Linked DNA regions of Homo sapiens: region 2 is linked to region 1. The links are chromatin loops, found by intact Hi-C in ENCODE. Cell type or tissue: heart left ventricle. All regions are shown on one strand. Links, peaks and the distances in the headings refer to the core of each region. The heading gives the core; the rest is flanking DNA. Region 1 overlaps SEPTIN7 (septin 7). Region 2 overlaps SEPTIN7-DT (SEPTIN7 divergent transcript).

Region 1 (11,131 bases), core at 3,925-8,924:
TTGTTAATGTTTCTGTTTTATGTATTTCATTTATTTCTGCTTAAATAATCATTTCCTTATTTTGTTTTCCCTGTTTTGGGTTTAGTTTATTCTTTTTCTAGTTTCTTGAGATGGAAGGTTATGATGTGAGATCTTTCTTTTTAATATAGGCATTTACAGCTGTAAATTTCCTTCTAAGCACTGATTTAGCTGCATTCAATACATTTTGGTATGTTGTGTTTTTAGTTTCATTCATCTCAAAGTATTTTCCAGTATCCCTTGTGATTTAGTTTTTGACCCATTGATTATTAAAGAATGTACTGTTTAATTTTCACAAGTGTGTGAATTTTCCAGATTTTTCTCTGCAGTTGATTTCTAACTTCATTCTCTAGTGGATGAAGAATATACTTTGTATGATTTTCAGCCCATTTAAATTGAGACGTGTTTTGTGATCTAACATATGGTCTCTTCTGGAGAATATTCCATGTGCACTTGAGAAGATTGTGTTTTGCTGTTTTTGGGTGGAATGTTGTACAGCTATGTGTTAGGTCTAGTTGGTTTATAGTGTTGTTGAGTCTTCTGCTTCTTTATCATCTGTCTAGTTGTTTTACCCGTTATTGAAAGTAGGGTGTTGAAGGTCAGGTATTACTGTTCAGTTGTTTTTTTTACCTTTCATTTTCTTAGCTTTGTGCAATTTGGGGACTCTTTTATTAGGGACATACGTGCTTAAAATTGTTCTATCTTCTCAATGGATTGGTCCTTCAGTCAGTATAAAATATCCTTCTTTGTGGTAACAATATGTCTTTTAAGTCTGTGTTTTCTGATATTAGTGTAGCTACTTCAGCTCTCTCTTGTTTTCTGTCCTTTTTTTTCAATCTGTTTGTGTTTGTGATTCTGAAACATGTCTCATGTGGGCACCACATAGTTGGATCTTACTTTTAAAAATCCACATAGCCATTCTTTACCTTTTGATTGGAGTCCTATTATACCTGAAACAGCAAAATACATTAGTTACATTTAATCTAAGTAGTGATATGATTTACACCTGTAATTTTGCTGTTTTCTACATCTTGTCTTTTTTTTTTTTTTGAGACAGGGTCTCACTCTCACTCAGGCTGGAGTGCAGTGGCACCATCATAGCTCACTTGGTTGACAGTCTTTTTCTTTCAACATTCGAAATATGTTATCCTTTTGCTTTCGGGCCTCCATGGTTTCTGATAGGATGTCAGCTATTCTTATTTACAGTCTCTTATACATATAGTTGCTTCTCATAAGCTGCTTTCAAGATTCTCTGTTTTTGGTTTTTAACAGTTTGGTTATGTGTGGGTCTCTTTGATTTTATCTTATTCAGTTTGTTGAGCTTTGATGTTGATACTAATGTTTTTCTTCAAATTTGGGAAGTTTTCAGTTCTGTTTCTTCAAATATACATTCTGCCCCTTCCTTCCTAAACCCACCCCTTTTCTCCTTCCCTCCCTTACTTCATGTTTGATTTTGTTCTGTAGGTCTCTGGCTCTGTTCATTTTTCTTTCTTTACTTAAATTGGTTAATGTTATTTAACCCATTTTCAGGTTTGGTGATTCTTTTTTCTGCAAGCTGCAATCCTTCGTTGAGCTTCTCTAGTGAATACTTTTATTTATTATATTTTTTAACTCCAGAATTTTTAAAAAATTATCTTTTTTGATATTATCTATTTGATGAACATTGTTTTCATACTTGACAGTTTATTAGACTTTTCTTTAGTTCTTTGAACATATCTAAAATAGCAGGTTTAAAGTATTTGTTTAATGTCTGGGCTTTCTCAGGGACTGTTGCTTTTTTCCCCTGTACATGGGCCATGCAGTTTTGAGTTTTTTTTGCAAGGCTCATACTTTTCTCTTGAATACTAGACATTTTAAATATTTCAAATAATACAGTGTGGCAGCTCTGGAAATCAGATTCTCCCTTCTCTGCAGGGTTTATTGTTGTTGCTTTTTGTTATTTGCTTAGTTCCTTTTCGAACTAATTCTGTGAAGTTAATTTTTGCCATATGTTGTCACTGAAATCTCTGCTTGGTTATCTTAGTGGTCACTTGTGAGTGGGCCTTTAGGGACTACCAGACACATCAAATAATGACAGCAGTTTGAGAGTGAGGCTTTGAAAGCATTCCATGATTGTTCTGTTTTTTTCCAGTTGCCACTAGGCTGCTGGTTTTTACTGTGATTGTGTGCTGATGGTTTTCAAGGCTACTGTAGAGGTAGAGAGATGACAATGGGCAAGTTAAAATGCAAGAGCTGCTGTTTTTACCAAGGCTCAGCCCCTTGTCTTGAATCAGCATTACCTGGATTCCTGCAAGCTTTTAGTTAATTTCCAGAATTTTAAGTTAAGTTGATTTGAACAGTTTGTGTCAGTTTTCTCCTTGCTTTTAATGAAGCAGAATTTTCTGAAGTATTTACTCCACCAATTTCTTTGATGTTCTCCTGTGACAAGTGTTTAAGAATGTTTTTCTAGTCAATATATCATTATCTGTCCATGCATATTTTTCTAAAACCTTACTTTTAATGGCTGCCTGGTATTTTAATACATGGAGGTACTGTAATACAATTTTAGTTTCACTTGTCTTTAGAACTCATCAAAAATTGTTACAATTTTTTACTATTATGAGCAGTGCTTTGTTGAATATTCTTTTATCTTAATCATGTATGATTCTCAAGACTATCCATTTCTGGAAGTGGAATTTGTTGAATTTAAGACAATAAAAACTTCAGTTTTTGGTCCACATGGTTAAATTGCCCTTTAAGTAAGTGGTTTAAGTTTATATTCCAAAAGTCATGTAGGAGAGTGTCTCTTTTTCCACATCATCACCCAGTACTGGGCACTAGTACTCACTTTATTATTTTTATTTTTATTTTGAAATGGAGTCTCACTCTGTCATACAGGCTGGAGTGCAGTGGCACGATCTTAGCTCACTGCAACATCCACCTCCGGGGTTCAGATGATTCTCCTGCCTCAGCCTCCTGAGTAGCTGCGATTACAGGTGCATGCCTGGCTAATTTTTGTGTTTTTAGTAGAGACGGGGTTTCACTATGTTGGCAAGGCTGGTCTCGAACTCCTGACCGACCTCAGATGATCCACCCGCCTTGGCCTCCCAAAGTGCTGGGATTACAGGCGTGAGCCACCACACCTGGCCTCATTTTATTTTTTTAACTTTTGGAGACAGAGTCTCGCTCTGTCGCCCAGGCTGGAGTGCTGTAGCACCATCCTGGCTCACTGCATCCTCTGCCTCCCAGGTTCAAGCAATTCTCGTGCCTCAGCTTCCTGAGGAGCTGGGACTACCTGGCTAATTTTTTGTATTTTAGTAGAGACAGGATTTCACCATGTTGCCCAGGGTGGTCTTGAACTCCTGAGCTCAGGCAGTCCACCCGCCTCGGACTCCCAAAGTGCTAGGATTACAGGAGTGAGCCACCACACTCAGCCTAATACTTATTTTATTTTTTTCTTTTTTTAAGAGATGAGGTTCTATCTAGAGGTGATGGGAGACAGTGACAGATCATCAGGCATTAGATTCTCATAAGGACTGCGCAACCTAGATCCCTTGAATGAACAGTTCACAATAGGGTTCACTCTCCAATGAGAATCTAATGCTGCCGCTGATCTGACAGGTGCCAGAGCTCAGGCGGTAATACGAGAGGCTGGAGATACAGATAAAGCTTCAGTTGCTTGCCCGCCACTTACCTCCTCTTGTGCGGCCCAGTTCCTAACAGGCCACAGACCGCTACCAGTCCATGGCCTGGAAGTTGGGGACCCCTCTACTGGGATATTTATAATTGCATATGTGGTTACCTAATATTTCCATGATACAACACTGGTCTAGATTCTAGGCCATTCTCCTTCAAAAAGAACCCTGCTTCCTTACAGTTTTACTGTTTAGCAGCAATGTTTTCTACCCCTTCTTAAAATTTTCAGCTACCACACCCCTGTTTTGTTCTAATATTAAAGATGACATCTAACACTCAATTTTTCTTTCTGCTCCAAGCTCCATCATCATTCTGGGACATTTTTGGCCCATGTGTAAGACACTTTCAGTAAGTTAGCTTCAGTTTCTTGACTGTGCTTGAGCCATCCTTTTTTTTCTCTCTCTGTCTCATCTGAGAGCCATCCTTTTAATAGCCCTATGGAGGAATGGGTGGGAAGAAAAAATATTTAAAAGTAAAATATTAAAAAAAGAAATAATAACCCTGTGGGGCTATCATCTGCAACTTATGTTCCACTTCTAAAATCTTAATTGTATAGTCCATTTTAACCATAACTTACATGTATTTATTTATTTTTTCGAGACAGAGTTTCGCTCTTGTTGCCCAGGCTGGAGTACAATAGCGTGATCTTGGCTCACTGCAATCTCCACCTCCCAGGTTCAAGGGATTCTCCTGCTTCAGCCTCCCAAGTAGCTGGGATTTCAGGCATGCATCACCACGCCTGGCTAATTTTGTATTTTTAGTAGAGATGGGGTTTCTCTATGTTGGTCAGGCTGATCTTGAACTCCTGACCTCAGGTGATCTGCCCGCCTCAGCCTCCCAAAGTACTGGGATTACAGGCATGAGCCACCGTGCCCAGCAACTTATTTTTTTACTGTCTTCTTTACTTCCTGCCTTCCATCCTTGATCCTCTCCATTTTCATTCACTGAATTACTTCATCTGTATTTGTCATCTCTCTTGGTCTTGTACTTTTGTGTACCCTTCCTGCAAAGCAAGTTTCAAATGACTCCTACAGCCAATTTTATTGTACTCAAGTTATGGATTGCTACTGGAGGAAAAGATCACATGGCTTCAGGGATACAGTCAAAGATTTATGGTCTTCAGCCTTAACCAGGTGGACAAAATTGCTTGGATGGCTGTTACGTATTCCTAGTCTCTCTCTCTATTCTTATGGTTGCTGTTTCACATCTTTACTTCTTAAAATCCCCTACTTCTCTTCTCTTTTTTTTTGGGATTTTCAAGTTGTTTTATATCTGGTACTTAGGGAAAATCCTGTCCTTCATTCCATAAATGTTATCTGTGTCCTTACTTAACTTTGTCTGCTACTTGGTGTTTTCTATTAGCATTCACACAAATAGAACCATCTGCCTTTTTTTTTTTTTAAGTGCTTAAAACTCTTGACCTTGTATTTTCTGGCTGCTATCCTGTTGTTCTTCTCTTCAAAGATAAGCATTAAAAAAAATTGCTTATACTCACCTCCTGTAGTTTTTTTTTCTGCTTATTTATTTCCAGTCTGCCTTCTTCCCCTATCTTTCCATTGATACAGCTTTGAGAGTGGTTTCCAATGACAATAAGTAGATTTTTCTGTATCCTTAGATTGACCAATCCAGAGCATTTGGTATAGTTAACCACTTCTTGAGGGGGCTGCTACAGTTGACCTCCTTTGAAATGCTTCTGGGAACTCTTTGATTCTTCTTTTCTCTCAGCTTTTCCTAGGTTTGTTTAGGTGATTATGATGGGATGTTGGTGTTGCTTCTTGGCCTGCTTCCTACTCTGTATGCTGTATTTGGATTCATATCCATGGCCTTGATACCATTTAAATGTTGATTACTTAAGATATTCATTATCTGTCTAACCTAGATGTTTCTAGCATTTCTAACCTTTATATATACAACTGCCTACTAGACATTGTCTTCCCAAAGTCCACCTTAACTCAGATGATTTCTACTTTTAACAGTTGGTACTCACCATTCATCTTAATTGCTCAAGCCCAAATTAAGAAATCTGAATTTTATCACCCTTCTACAAGTTAGTTACAGAGATCTGTCATTTCATGTCTTTAATATCTAACCTAGCATTGTCCAATAGCAATTTGATGCAAGCCACATATGTAATTAAGCTTTCATAATAACCACATTTAAAAAGTAAACAGGTGAAACTAACTTTAGTTTTATATTTTATGTAATTGGGATATCTAAAATTTTATTTCAACATGCAATCAGTATAAAATTATTAATAAGATATTTTTGATTCTTATACTAAGTCTTTAAAATATGATATTTTACACTTACAGCACATCTTAATTCAGACTAGCTACATTTCGAGTACTCAGTAGCCACATGTAGCTAGTGGCTACCTTAATGGCTAGTAGAGTTCTAACCTATATTTCTCTTTATCCTTACTACCTCTATCTTGGTTCAAGCCTTTATTTTTCCCCTGAGCAGCTGGAGCAGCTCTTGGGGATTACTACCATTTTCTCCTCCAGTTCATCATCAATATTCTTGTCAGTAGTAATTTTCTAAAGTATGAATGTGACTCTGCATGTGAATTCATGTGATTGTGCATTCCTCTTTGTATCTTTAGTGTTCTTCCTAAGCTTTCAAGATGAAGTCTAAGTTCCTAAGTATGGCCAACAAAGTCCTTCCTCATCTGACTTTTGCTTAACTTTCCTAAGCTATAGTTCCTTGATCCTAAAAATGAGTTGTATTGAACTGTTTGTAGTTCCTATAAGGAACCATACGCTCTTCTTGCTTTTGGGCCTTTGCAGTTAATAACTCAACTGACTGAGACCCATATTCTCCAGCTCCCACCCTCATCTGTCATCAAATTAAGGTCTACTAGTCAGTCCTTCAGTATCTAAAGGATCTGATCCCAGGATAGGATGAAACACCCTTCCTTGTTTGCTCTTATATATCCTTCTGTGCTTTCCTGTATCAGGGCATTTATCACTGAATTATTTTAATTGTCCTCTAGCTTATCTCACCTCCCTATTAGATTCTTAGCTTCTTGAGCAGGGATCTTGTTTTTATTAGCTTTTATATTCCTGTTTACTAGAACACACATATATGCTTGGCATATTGTAAGTATGTTGAATGAATGAGTGAAGGAATGAGGTAAGTCTAGGAAGTTAAGATCTGAACTCTAAGTTCAGAGCAAAGAAAAATTGATTTAAATTTTAAGTTATCTCATTCTTGTATGTATTTATAGAGTTAAATATTAGAATCTTTTTAACAGATTAACTGAGAATCCAGAATAGGATTAAGAAAATAAAAGTTGGTTCTGTCAGTACCCAGTTGTTCATATCAGTAAAAAGAGGAGAGCTGGGGGCATGCTAAATAGGTTATGAACCTTTAAAATAGTTGAGGGATGAGGAACATAAAAACTGATATTTAGGACATGCCTATGTAATCTTGTAATATTTTAGTTTTCATATTATATTAAATCTAGAATCTAGGCATTTTTAGACCAGTTATACTTAAAATATTTAAAACATTTAAATGGCAAATGAATTTCTTTAACTTTTCCCTTAGGCTGTATGAGAGATGGTAGGAATTTGACTAAGCAAGTACCAGACACATATCTGTGTATGATATAAGGCTTTTGTTAGGAATACTAAGGAGTTGAGAAGTAAACTTCTGCATTAATATCTTTTCCTTTTGTAGTCTGTGGTTGTTTTTCATATTTAGAATTACTTACACTTTAGGAGAAACATACTTCGTCAGTGTGTAAAACAATATGCTATATATATGTATATTTATATATATATATATTTTTTAAAATCCAAAGGGAGGCAGATTGGAGTTATTTAGAAAAGATCAATGGCTATTTTTGAAATACAAAGTTACTAATGTAAACCTTGGATTTTTGTAGCTTGATGTTTAAACTGCAAATAGAATTTGGGTGTGTTAAGGTAATTTGAGGTGCGCATTATAATCCCTAGTCATTTTAGTTTTTTATTAAACATCTCATTTTGTAATGATATTGGGAAGTTGAAGGTTTGTAGTTCCTTCTAGGGTTGTTTTTCTCAAATTCTGATTTTTATTAGGCATCCATTCTGTTACAAACTCCCCTTGATCAATTTTTTGTTACTAAAAAGCATATTTAATAGTTTTCAAAATAAGTTGCTGCTTTTTCCTATTGGAAAATTTTTATCTACTGGAAAATTTGTTGAAAATTAGTATTCAGAGTTTTAAAAATGGTAATGGCATTTTAGATAGCAAGATTTGGGTAACTTTGGAATAGGAACAAATGGCAAGAGAACGTAAAGAATTCTTAAAGAATTTCAGTAATCTATCTATTAGAACTTGTTTGAAGCGTGCTGTTACTTGAATATATTTGTGCTGAACTAATGTAACCTTAGAAGGAAGGTTAGAACTAAGTTACCGGATATTGTATTTAAGTTGATTTTTCCATCAAACAGTGGAGTTACCGTAGTTTGATTTTTCTTAACTATGCTTTTAACATACAGATTTAACATCTAAAAGATTTTGTAAAGCATATCTAGCAGATACGCTTTTAGAAAAGATTATTTGATAAATGTTTCTTCTTAAATGACTAATGTTTGAAATCAAGGAATACTTTAAAGACCTAGGGGTATTTTTGTAGAAGCTTGGGTGAATATGCTTTTATTTATACATACTTATAAATGCCACAATTGTATCACTCACATCTATAAATAATGTTCCTTATCCCGAGATATTTCACACTGGCACTGTGAACATTTGTGCAGGAAAAGAATCAGTGGGTGGTTAAGTCTTTTGAATTACAGACTATGGTTGATTTTAGAATTTAGGGTATGGAAAAATTCTTATGAGATATGACAAGTCTATATGTTTTAATCGACCAGTATTAAATTTTTTATTTTTTTTGAGACAGAGTCTTGCTCTGTCATCCAGGTTGGAGTGCAGTGGCGCGATCTCCACTCACTGCAACCTTTGCCTCCCAGGTTCAAGTGATTCTCCTGCCTCAGCCTCCAGAGTAGCTGGGACTACAGGTGTGCGCCACTATGCCCAGCTAATTTATGTATTTTTAGTAGAGACAGGGTTTCACCATGTTGGCCAGGCAGGTCTCGAACTCCTGACTTCAAGAGACCTGCCTGCCTCGGTCTCCCAAAATGCTAGGATTACAGGCTGGAGCCATTATGCCTGGCCAAATTATTAGTATATTTTCTAAATAGTATTTGTGCTAGGTAGCTTCAGAGCCATATTTTTGTATCTGATAGGACACTTCTATACGAATTTTGGGATGATATGTTTTTAGCCAAACCCATGTTTTATCTTTGTACAGAGTTTCTTCCTCAGAAGATGTTTTCCTGAAAGAGTAGTCATTCAGATTTTTAAAATATCTACTGTGTGTCAGCACTTTGCTAAGAACATAGAGATGAATATGACATGGTTCTCTCCCTCTGGGAAATCAGTCATATGGGGGAACTGACAAAATGTTTAAAATAATTTTATTTTAAAAAATATTTATTATAATAATTACATGCAAATAATTGTCTACTGTAAATCATCCTAGTTACTCTTCTTTGTCACCATGTTACTGAGACTGCTCTTATTTTTTAAGTTACCAGTGACCTTATTTCCAAATTTTATCAGTATGTCTGTTTCTGTAATGGTATCTTTCTCTGTAGCATTCAGCATAGTTAAGTGAATCCTCCATCCCTGAGATGATCTTGGTTTTCTTCCTGTCTCCACTGACTGATCTTTCTCTGCTCCAGGGCTTTGCCTCGACCCCCTTCTTCTTTTTTTTGAGACTGGAGTTTCTCTCTTGTTGCCCAGGCTGGAGTGCAGTGGCACGATCTCAGCTCACTGCAACCTCTGCCTCCCAGGTTCAAGCGATTCTTGTGCCTCAGCATCCCAAGTAGCTGGGACTGCTACAGGCACATGCCACCAAGTCCGGCCCATTTTTGTATTTTTAGTAGAGATGGGGTTTCACCATGTTGGCCAAGATGTTCTCGATCTCCTGACCTTGTGATCCACCCGCCTTGGTCTCCCAAAGTGCTAGGATTACAGGCATGAGCCACCGTGCCCTGCCGACCTCCTGTTTATCTATAGTCTGTCTTTGGGAATCCAATCCTGTTTCAATAGTATCTGCATGGCGATGATTCCTAAATCTATATTTTCAGCACCAACCAACCATGAAATTTCTCACTCTGTTGTCCAGGCTGGAGTGTAGTGGCATGATCACAGCTCACTGAAGCCTCAACCTCCTGGGCTAAAGCAATCCTCTCGCCTTGGCCTCCCAAAGTTTGGAATTACAAGCATGAACCGCTCTGGATGGCTGAGAGCTATCTTTAAAACAGTAATCAGGTCACTTGCCTATGAAAAACTCTCTAGTGTCTTCCTATCATGCCTAAAATAACATCCATATACTTCCTACTTTGGCTGAGTCCCAAATGATCAGGCCCCTGCTTGCCTCCCTGACCTCATTTCCTATCACTCATCCCCTTGTCCACTACTTCACTTCATTATAGTTCATGGACCTTCTTTTTTTTTTTTTTTTTTTTTTTTGGAGACGGAGTCTCGCTCTGTCATCCAGGCAGGAGTGCAATGGCACGATCTCGGCTCACTGCAGCTTCCACCCCCTAGGCAGGTTCAGGCCATTCTCCTGCCTCAGCCTCCCGAATGGCTGGGATTACAGGCACACATTGTCAGTCCCGGCTAATTTTTTGTATTTTTTAGTAGAGACGGGGTTTCACCATGTTGCCCAGGCTGGTCTCAAACTCCTGACCTCAGGCAATCCACCTGTCTCGGCTTTCTTTTTACTCTTGGAAATACCAAGTTCATCCCCACTTTAGGGCCTACCCCTTTGCCTGGAATGGTTTCCCGCTTTCCACAATTTTAAAATAATACTGTGTGCCAAAGACTGTTCTTGTTGCTAAGGATAAAGCAGTGAATAAGAGACAAGGGCAGACCCTGAGTCATTTTTGTTATACCTCTTATCTGATGAGTTCCTTCAAGGTGCAGTCTAAAATACTGTATTCTTTGAAACTACTGGTGCAACTTGCTCTCAGTAGCTTCCTTTTTTGATGTACCATTTATGTAATTCATTCAATCTCTGCGTTGATGGAGCTTACATTGCGGGCAGGGTGGAGGTCACAGTAAACAAGTTGGGTAAAATGTGTGTTGGATAATGGCAAGAGCTAAGAAGAAGCATACAGCAGGCAGCAAAGTGCTAAGGTGAGGAGTGGGGTCGTAATTTTAAATAAGGTGATTAGGGCAGGCCTTTTTGAAGGTGACATTTGAGTAATAAAAATAATCTGTGGCTGGGCTCGGTGGCTTACGCCTGTAATCCCAGCACTTTGGGAGGCCAAGGCGGGTGGATCATGAGGTCAGGAGTTCAAGACCAGCCTGGCCAAGATGGTGAAACCCCATCTCTACTAAAAATACAAAAATTAGCCGGGTGTGGTGGCACATG
Region 2 (11,131 bases), core at 2,524-7,523, 58 kb before region 1:
AACTCGAGAAATGTGCAGCATAGATTCAATTGTGAATTTGAAAAATAAAGGTTTGAAGTAACTTCCAAAGGAAAATTAATTGTTAGCCATGCATCACAAGCCTGGGTTATCTCAGGGCAGCCTCAACAAGGCAGAACTTGTCCTTAGAGAAATGATTGCTAATCAAGGGGACATTCCTAACAAAAATATCTCCATTATCTATAAAAGACCAAAGTTGAGTTCACTAAGGATGGTATGTTTTAAGAACATTCTACAGTATCAATAATTATTCAGAGTTCTACTTAGAACAAGTAGAAATATGTCAGGATGCCTTTAATATGACTCATATTTTAGGAGGGAACTGATGGTTTACTTGTTTCCAGATTTATTTTAGAAAAAGTAGAAGATAGTGCAACATGGTTCAACAGTAGACACACAGCAGTACATTTAAGTACACACAAACTAATCAAATCACCCAATTTTACAGTCCATATTAAAGACAATGAAAAGGAGCCAAATATCAGTCTCTATCATCAAATACAAATTGGATTTATAATCCTTTGATATGGATCATGGTAAAGAAATGTTGACACATTTGGAAAACAACACCCCCTCCCACCCCCCACCAAAAGTATTATGATTTAGATTTCTAGCTTCTATTTCTTCACCAAAAAAGTCTAGGTTTTTCTGGTTATTCAGAATAAGAATAAATTCACTCGTTCCACAAATGTTTATTGAGGGCTTCCCATGCATGAAGCACTGTTGTAATTGCCAGAGATATAGCAGTGGGAAAGACAGATAAGGAGCTCACATGCTAGTACGAGACGTCAGCTAATAAATAAATAAACAAGAGTTCTTCAAGGGTAATTAGTGCTGTGAAGGGGATGAAAGAGTGATGTGTAGAGAAAGACAGAAAAGGTGGGGACTATTTTAAATAGGATGGTCAAGGAAAGGCTTGTCTGAGCTGAGACCTGAAGAGCAAGAAGCAAATAAGTGAATATACTGGGGAATGATCTGGAGAAGAGGCAAGAACCAGTGCAAAGTTCCTGAGGCAGTAACAGGCTTGACTTCTTCAAGGAACAGAAAAAAAGGCAGCAAGGTGATAATTAATGAGGAGAGGGAAAAAGATGAGCTTGGAAAGGCAGGCAGGGACCAGATCACATGGGACCTGTTGTACCTTGCTAACAGGTTGGGACTTTTTACGAACAATGAAAAGCCATTGAAGAATTTATATGAGTGAGTAATGTTTATCTGATTTATATATTATAATTAAAATAAAAATATCTGATCTGATTTTATTTTAATTATAAAATTTTTCAGGCATCTAAGAACTTACAGACAACAAGAAAAGGGATACCTTAAGAAATCAGATTCAGTTAAAATCCCCATGGTACTCTTTTCAGTCCTATTCTCCTCCCTCTTTAAAGGTAACTGCCATTCTAAACTTTATGCTTGTAATTTTCTTGCATGTTTTTGTGCTTTTACCACACATACTCATACATATCTATAAACAATATGTAGCACTGCCTTGCATGTTTTTAAACTTTATATGAATGGTACCATACTGTGCATATTCTTCTGTACTTGCTTTTTTACCTTCAGTATTATGTTGCTGAGATTTATCCATGCTCATTAATCCTTAGCAACTACTTAGCATTTTCTTGGATTAACATGTCGTGATTTCTCCATTCCTTGGTTGAAGGGCATTTATGTTGTTTTCAATGTTTTTGTTCATATCTCCCTGGGCAGACAATGGAAAATAGACAAGAGTAGAAATACATAAGCCAGTTAGAAGACTCTTCAGTAGCCCAGCAGAAAGCTAGTGGAGGCTAGGATTAAGAGAACAGCAATTGAGATGAAAAGAAATGGAGAAACTTAGTATACGTTTTGGAGATGCAGCTGATTGGACTTGCTGATGAATTTGATAGGCAAGAGGGGTTGCTGAGAGAAGGTGAAAAATCAAGGATGAATACTAATTTTTGGCCTTGAGCAATTTTAAAGGCATCTAAAGGCTGAAATCTAGAACTCTAAAAGGTGTTTTATGATGTCGTATTTTAATTACTTAAGGTTAGTGAAAATCTTATCTTACTTATACTTGCGTCTCCTCTAGTGCTTTGCAATGTATAATATTAGGTAACCCCAAAAATTTTGTTGAATGAATAATAGACTTTACAATTGCTTCTCTATGGTGCATAGGAATTATATTTAGATTTAGTCATATGACAATCTTGAATATTGTCAGAAAAAAAGTGAAATGATGCTAGATTTTATTAAAATAATGCAGGAATAAATCCATTTATCTTTGGGAGTTATTAATAAAGCAAGATTGGCTATATGTTAAACATTTTTGAAGCTGAGTATTATATGAGAGTTGAATTTTTGTGATTTTTGGAAAATTCCAAGATAAAAAGTTTAAAAAGGCCAGGCATGGTAGCTCATGCCTGTAATCCCAGCACTTTGGGAGGCCGAGGTGGGTGGATTGCCTGAGCTCAGGAGTTCAAGACCGCCCTGGGCAACATGGTGAAACCCTGTCTCTACTAAAATACAAAAAATTAGCTGGGTGCGGTGGTGGATGCCTGTAGTCCCAGCTACTCAGGAAGCTGAGGCAGGAGAATCGCTTGAACTCAGGAGGTGGAGGTTGCAGTGAGCCAAGATTGCGCCATTGCACCCCAGCCTGGGCAACAGAGTGAGGCTCCGTCTCAAAAAAAAAAAAAAAAAAGTTTAAAAAGAGATTTTTAAAAATTTAGCCATTTCCCCATCGAGAAGAGAATTGTCCCCTATTTGTCACTTCAAATATTAGGTTGGTATAAAGGTAATTGCAGTTTCTACCATTAAAAGTAATATAAACATCCAAATAATAACCACTCTAACGAAGCAGCTTGTCAGAGAATTAGGAATTCCAGCCAAGTTCTTAACTTCTTGGGGCTTATAAACCCCTTAGAAAACATGATGAAACATATGAACACTTTTCCTGGAAAAAAAGCACATGTATACAAATTTGCATAAATATAGCCAGGTGTTTTTGACATTCTTTGAAGCTAATGTCATAGACCAGATTAAGAAAAGAAGGTCAGTTAAAGACCTGCATTGAAGTTCTGATACTATTATATGAATTGTTAGGTAATTTGTTAACCTGAAATTTTGTCACATTAGTTTTTTAATTGTTTAATATTCTACTCCACAGTTGGTACTTACATTCCTACCCAGAGTTTGCAGCCAGACGATTGGGGTTTGAGCCTTCCCTTTCCCACTTTTAAGCTGTAAGATCTCAGAAAGTCACTTAACCTTTCTGAGCCTCAGCTTCTTTATCTATAAGTTTGAAATAGTAATAAATACACTAAGTGCTATTGTGTGATAAAATGAGCTAATATAATTGAAAGTCCTTCATAAGATGTAAAGAGCACTGTAAATTGGTGGTCATATTTTATACCATTATGTGCCAGAAACTCTTCTAAACTTTTTTTTTTGAGATGGAGTTTTGCTATTTTTTTAACAAAAAAGTATTTTATTATTTTGCTGCAAAGCTGTTGCTTCACAGTGTAAAAATAGCACCAGCAAATGCAGTATATTGCAAAATTAAGATAGTGTTGTTCTTCATCTGACACTGTACAAGCAACAAAAACTTCTTCGCTCCCAGTTATTTCCAACGGAAAGATCATTAAGTGTTTCAACCCAAATCCAGGTATAGATATACACAAGTTACAACATTATAGAAGGCTTAAGAATAACATTATCATTGAATTATGTAATTTTTTATATACTTTAAGTTCTGGGATACATGTGCAGAACTTGCAGGTTTGTTACATAGGTATACACGTACCATGGTGGTTTGCTGCACCCATCAACCCGTCATCTACATTAGGTATTTCTCCTAATGCTATCCATCCCCTAGCCCCCCAATGGCACGATAGACCCTGTTGTGTGATGTTCCCCTCCCTGTGTCCATGTGTTCTCATTTTTAAAGTCCCACTTACGAGTGAGAACATGTGGTGTTTGGTTTTCTGTTCTGTGTTAGTTTGCTGAGAATGTGGTTTCCAGCTTCATCCATGTTACTGCAAAGGACATGAACTCATCCTTTTTTATGGCTGCATAGCATTCCATGGTGTATATGTGCCACATTTTCTTTATCCAGTCTATCATTGATGGGCATTTGGGTTGGTTCCAAGTCTTTGCTATTGTGAACAGTGCTGCAATAAACATACGTGTGCATGTGTCTTTACAGTAGAATGATTTATAAGCGTTTGGGTATATAACCAGTAATGGGATTGCTGGGTCAAATGGTATTTCTGGTTCTACATCCTTGAGGAATCCATTGCCTTCCACAATGGTTTAACTAATTTACACTGTCATCAACAGTGTAAAAGCATTCCTATTTCTCCACATCCTCTCCAGCACCTGTTGTTTCCTGACTTTTTAATGATTGCCATTCTAATTGGTGTGAGATGGTATCTCACTGTGGTTTTGATTTGCATTTCTTTAATAACCAGTGATGATGAGCTTTTTTTCACGTTTGTTGGCTGCATGTCTTCTTTTGAGAAGTGTCTGTTCATATCCTGTGTCCACTTTTTGATGGGGTTGTTTTTTCTTGTAAATTTGTTTAAGTTCCTTGTAGATTCTGGATATTAGCCCTTTGTCAGATGGATAGATTGCAAATATTTTTTCCCATTCTGTAGGTTGCCTGTTCACTCTGATGATAGTTTCTTTTGCTGTGCAGAAGCTCTTTAGTTTAATTAGATCCCATTTGTCAATTTTGGCTCTCTTGCCATTGCTTTTGGTGTTTTAGTCATAAAGTCTTTGCCTATGCCTGTGTCCTGAATGGTATTGCCTAAGTTTTTTCTAGGGTTTTTATGGTTTTAGGTCTTACGTTTAAATCTTTAACCCATCTTGAGTTAAATTTTGTATAAGGTGTGAGGAAGGGTCCAGTTTCAGTTTTCTGCATACGGCTAGCCAGTTTTCCCAGCACCATTTATTAAATAGGGAATCCCTTCCCCATTTCTTGTTTTTGTCAGGCTTGTCAAAGATCAGATGGTAGTAGATGTGCAGTGTTATTTCTGAGGCCTCTGTTCTGTTCCATTGGTCTATATATCTGGTTTGGTACCAGTACCATGCTGTTTTTTTTACTGTAGCATTGTAGTATAGTTTGAAGTCAGGTAGCATGATGCCTCCAGCTTTGTTCTTTTTGCTTAGGATTGTCTTGGCTATACGGGCTCTTTTTTGGTCCCATATGAACTTTAAAGTAGTTTTTTTCTAATTCTGTGAAGAAAGTCAATGGTAGCTTGATGGGGATAGCATTGAACCTATAAATTACTTTGGGCAGTATGACCATTTTCACGACATTGATTCTTCCTATCCATGAGCATGGAATATTTTTCCATTTGTTTGTGTCCTCTCTGATTTCCTTGAGTAGTGGTTTGTAGTTCTCCTTAAAGAGGTTCTTCCCTTTGTAAGTTGTATTCTTAGATATTTTAATCTCTTTGTAGCATTTGTGAATGGGAGTTCACTCATGATTTGGTTGCTTGTCTATTATTGGTGTATAGGAATGCTTGTGATTTTTGCACATTGATTTTGTATCCTGAGACTTTGCTGAAGTTGCTTATCAGCTTAAGGACATTTTGGACTGAGATGATGGGGTTTTCTAAATATACAATCATGTCATCTGCAAACATTATGTAATTTTTATAACTAGTTTTTACCATGGATAATTTAATGAATTCTGAATACTAGAGCCTAGTCTAAAAATCATAGAGTATTATAAAATAGAAGAATATTATGTTTGTCTATAATCATTTGAAAGATAAAGGGCATTTTCTTTCATTAGTGTTAACAGTAGTTTTTTTTTCCCCATCGGTAATGCTAAAAGTTGCTATTCTAAGTCTTCTAACCACCGCTAATTTAAGACAATTCTGCTGGGTTGCATAATTTCATACTAGTTTATTTAGGGGTTCCATTATCGCTCCTCAATAGATTTTATGTATGTCTCATACACTTCTTCACTCATAAGTTAATCCAGTTCTGAAGAGTTACTCAGTGTCATCTTTATCAGCCAACCATCTTCACAACAAGATTTGTTGACAAGTCCTGGATTTTCTGCAAGAGCTTCATTAATTTCAGTTACTTCTCCTGATTAAAGAGAATAGATTTCACTAGCAGCTTTCACACTTTCCAAAGCACAAAACTCATCTTGTTTGTTCAATTTTGTCCCAACTTCAGACAGACTACAGTAAACAACATCTCCCAAAGCTTCGTTTGCAAAATTATTGATTCCCACTGTTCCAATACCATTTTCTGTTGTTATCCATTCATGCTTCTCTGTGAATTTACACACCCAGAGCAGAACGGGTCCTGTGAGCAGCGTCCAGATGGCGCCCGCCCCCAGCTGCCAGGGCCTTGGCAGGCAGGGCACGGCGGGTGCCCAGAGCGCGCGCAGGCTGCAGAGCACGGCCCGCATGCTCCGTGCTGCTTGCAGGGCCATGTTCGCAGGAGTTTCGCTCTTGGTGCCCAGGCTGGTGCAATAGCGCGATCTCGGCTCACTGTGACCTCCGGCTCCTGGTTCAAGCGATTCTCCTGCCTCAGCCTCCCGAGTAGCTGGTATTACAGGGGCGCGACACCGAACCCAGCTAATTTTTGTATTTTTAGTAGAGATGGGATTTCACCATATTGGTCAGGGTGGTCTCGAACTCCTGACCTCAGGTGATCCACCCGCCTCGGCCTCCCAAAGTGCTGAGATTACAGGCGTGAGCCACCGCGCCCGTCCTAAACTTTTTAAGTACTGTCATTAACCTCATTTTTACCCATTAGAAAATTGAGGTTGGGAGAAGTCAAGTAACTTGCTTGGTGTCACACAGCTAGTAAGTAGTGGAATTAGGATTTGAGCCCAGCCATTCTGACTCTAGATTGACTGCCCTTAATTCTTATGCTGCGAATTACATTATTATTTACCCAAAATATAACATCCCTCCACTGCCCTATGATATAATGTTTTGATCATCTGATTAATTCTGTTAACCTAGCACTGTGAGGAAAACTATAATTCAAGTAGCAGTCAAATTCTAAGAAAAAAATATATGCCACTTTCATCTATGTTAAACCTTGTGTTGGTTTTTAAAACAATTTTTAACTAAAGTGTTTTACATTTAAATTTCATATTCTTAATTTTTTTTCTGTATAATTTTTTTCTTTTTTTCTTTTTTTTTCTTTGAGATAGAGTCTTGCTGTGTCACCCAGGCTGGAGTGCAGTGGCACGATCTTGGCTTACTGCAACCTCCACCTCCCAGGTTCAAGCAATTCTCCTGCCTCAGCCTCCTGAGTAGCTGGGATTACAGCTAATTAGACCACCAGCTGATTTTTGTATTTTTATTTTTATTTATTATTATTATTTGTTTTTTGAGATGGAGTCTCGCTCTGTTGCCCAGACTGGAGTACAGTGGCACAGTCTCTGTTCACTCCAACCTCTGCCTCTCAAGTTTAAGCGATTCTCCTGCCTTAGCCTCCTGAGTAGCTGGGTTTACATCACACCACCATGCCCTGCTAAGTTTTGTATTTTTAATAAAGACAAGGTTTTACCATGTTGGCCAGGTTGGTCTTGAACTCCTGACTTCAGGTGATCCACCCACCTCAGGCTCCCAAAGTGCTGGGATTACAGGCGTGAGCCACTGTGCCCGGCCTAATTTTTGTATTTTTAGTAGAAATGGGGTTTCGCCATAATGGCTAAGCTGATCTTGAACTCCTGGCCTCAAGTGATCCTCCAGCCTCGGCCTCCCAAAATGCTGGAATTACAGGTGTGAGCCACCATGCCCAGCCCTGTTTAATTTTTATATTGTAAAATTTTACTTTATTTAAGACCTTCTTTGGAGAAGTGCTTGTGGAGGCTGGGGCAGGGAAAACACAAGGTGAGTCTGAGGCATCATGTGGTGCCAAAAAAGTAAGGAGTGCTAAAAAAAATAATGGGGGCATGTCAGGAAGACATAGGGGCCAACTAGAAAGAGCTCCCAGTGGCCAAAGCTGAAGCAATTTGATCAAAAAGTAAGTAACAATAGCATTGGATTACAATCCACATAATAAATATTTATGAATTCATATTGATATTAACAAATAATTGCATTTTTAAAAACTAATGGAACAAAAGAGACAGCCTACATAAAATTCCAATTAATAAATATGGAAAAAATGAGGGAAATAGAAAATTAAAAACAGAACACCACACTAATATTTGTTGCAGGCAAGATCCATTAATGAATGCTTAAAATCAGTGGAATAGAAACAGGATATTTTCAATTTCAACATATCTTCCCCAAGATATTTATTAATAATAAAGGTAAAAATAGTAACTTTGTAGTGGAGAAACCTGGCAAATAGCACCTTAATCAAGTGATGGAGACTAGCATTACTGTAATAAGACATATCAGTATCATGAACCCCCGATCATGATGTTGTGAGAAGGGCCCATCATTGCTGTGTATGCTTATCAAAAAATGCATAAACTTGATTTAATCATGAGAAAACATCAGACACAGAAAAACTGAAGAACATTCTACAAAAACCTGACCAGTACTCTTCAAAAATGTGAAGGTCATGAATGTCAAGGAGACACCGAGTCTACATAAAGTCTACATAGTTGGCAACTAAAAGGACGTAACAACTAAATGCAATGTGGGGCCGGGTGCAGTGGCTCATGCCTGTAATCCCAGCACTTTGGGAGGCCAAGGCAGGAGGACCACTTGAGGTCAGGGGTTCGAGACCAGCCTGGCTAACATGGCGAAACCCCATCTCTACTAAAAATACAAAAATTGGCCAGGCGTGGTGGCATGGGCCTGTAATCCGAGCGACTTGGGAGGTGGAGGCAGGAGAATCGCTTGAACCCAGGAGGTAGAGGTTGCAGTGAGCCAAGATCACACAACTGCACTCCAGCCTGTGCAACAGAGTGAGACTCCATCTCAAATAAATAAATAAATTAATTAATTAAAAAAAGAAAAACCAAAAATAAGCAAATAAATGCAATGTGGGATCCCAAATTGGATCCTAGAAAAGAAAAATGATATTGGGAAAACCAGGGCAATACAAATAAAGTCTGTAGTTTAACTAATAATAGTATTATACCAATGTTAATTTACTAGTTTTGACAATTGTAATATGGTTACATAAAATGTAAACATTAGGGGAAGCTGGGTGAAGCGTACATGGGAATTCTTAGTACTATTTTTGTAACTTTTCTGTAAGTCTAAAATTATATCAAAATAAAATGCTAAGAAGGAAAGTAAGCCCAGACCCTGCATTGTTTTAAAAAATTGTTTAAACAATCTAGTCCAATATTTCCCCAAATTCAGTCATTTGAATATAAATTTCAGGATTTTGACAATCTATGTAATAATAGTAATATCAACAACAACAATCAACATGTAGTGAATTGTCACAATATTTGACAAGGGAGGAAAATGAGGCGCAAAAAAGTAAGCAACTTATTCAAGGTCACAGAACTAATAGCTGGTAGAACCAGGATTCAACCTTAGGCAATTTGATGTAGCATTCATCTTCATTTCTCCTCTATACTATCTCTGACCTGTATCCTGTACTGCTATGATATGTATTATTATTTACTTACTAACTTAAAATTAAACCCATTTTTAAACTTAAAAAACAATAATCAAGCAAAATAATAAGCTATGTTATAGGGTCCTCAGGACAGAAGTTTTTGTTTTATCCACTAATATTTTATTCACAAGTTCATTGAACAGTGCCTGGCACACAGAAGGTACTCAACAAATATTTGTTGTGTGAATAAGTGAATAAATAACTTTATATCACAACTATAAGTAGCAAACCAGCACCATTTGCCAGAAATAGAAAGTTATCTTCTAAGTAAATATGATGAAAATAATATAAAATTATTAAATGTTATTGCTTCCTGAAGGCTCTGGACCTGAGCCCAGTATCTCTATATTTAAAAAGTAGTGTAAGTGTTAGAAGATATCAAAAGAGGATACCAGTTCCAAACAGACTTTCTATTTGATTTAATCAGATGGATTTAAAGAGAATAATTTTCTGAGCAAACCAATTTTATTTGAAGTCATATCAGTATGCCACCTAAAATCATCATACAAATGACCAGGGTAATGTCCCATTCTTTAGGAAAGATGGCCTTCTTGTAAAGGGACCAGTTGAGTCAGGGTTCATATAATATTAGACAATTCAGTCTCTCTCAATCTTCTTCACTCTTCCTTAAATATCATCTTGTCTGTAATATCCTACTTCCTCTTATTTACCTCTCTATTCCTACCACCAATCCCCTAGATAATTATTTGTCTCTGTAACACTCTTTGTGCATTTCTCTTTAATAGCACTTAAAACATAAATTCTTAAATTCATAATTATCTTTTCCCAAGTCTGTCTCCTTCACTTAAATTATAATTATATTGGGCATCAGAGAGAGTGTCATAGCATGTTTATATCTCCAGAGCTCATACCACTATCTAAAAAGATGAAAGGCCCATAATAAATTGTTGATTTATTAAATTAAGCAAATTAGAGGAAAAGAGAGAATTGTCCAATTTTCTTCTATCCATGAAGCCATGATTTTGTCATTGCCTGCATTTGAGACGCTTACTCTTGAGATCATTCATAAGATCTTCCCAAATACACATAAGGGTTCTACATGAAGATGAAAGGTACATATTGATCCTTTCCTTCAAAAGACTTCAGAATTAATTTGCTTCCTAGGGCAATTATAATATAATATCATTCTCCCTTTGGGAGAATAAATGCTTCGCCCAGGATGGGCAACTCCTTCGTAGATGTGACTGCAGCATTTTTGCAGCTTGCTGATAAAGTGGGGTAGTGCTAAGGTCACTTTTCTATACCTGGGTGATGATCTCTGCTCTCCACAGAAAAAAATAATGGAACAATACAGGTCCTAGCTGACATGAGTAAGAAAGGTACAAGATAGTAAAGGAAACACATCACAGAACAACATTTTTACTAGAAACCAGAGCTGCAACCTTCCTCAGATATCTCTTAAGATGGCTAATAACAGTTTCTTGGAAACTAGCCTGTTAATAACTATTGCATTTGAGAACAGGATTCAATATATAAATACAAGCCCTAATATAGAGGCACATAGCAAGCATCACTAAAATATTGAGCTGAAATCATCTCCATA

Evidence for each region. A loop is a pair of places that touch in the nucleus more often than their neighbours do. Peaks named below come from ENCODE experiments on the same cell type or tissue, not always from the same donor. Only the 100,000 strongest peaks of a DNase experiment are listed, where the experiment ranks them.
Region 2: a loop joins it to region 1, with 11 times the contacts of the local background. A loop is called at or near these places in 1 of 110 quality-filtered maps.

The regions. Positions count from the first base shown.
Region 1 is chr7:35,818,929-35,830,059 of GRCh38, forward strand. The region is part of intron 1 of SEPTIN7 (septin 7); the gene reads left to right. Among named protein-coding and RNA genes, the nearest start is that of SEPTIN7, 23 kb to the left of the region's middle. In heart left ventricle, for the core only: no CTCF peak of the experiment used is centred there; no DNase peak of the experiment used is centred there; H3K27ac peaks cover 1,064 bases.
Region 2 is chr7:35,762,190-35,773,320 of GRCh38, forward strand. All of the region lies in intron 3 of SEPTIN7-DT (SEPTIN7 divergent transcript), which reads right to left. It also overlaps the pseudogene LOC442293. Among named protein-coding and RNA genes, the nearest start is that of SEPTIN7-DT, 33 kb to the right of the region's middle. In heart left ventricle, for the core only: no CTCF peak of the experiment used is centred there; no DNase peak of the experiment used is centred there.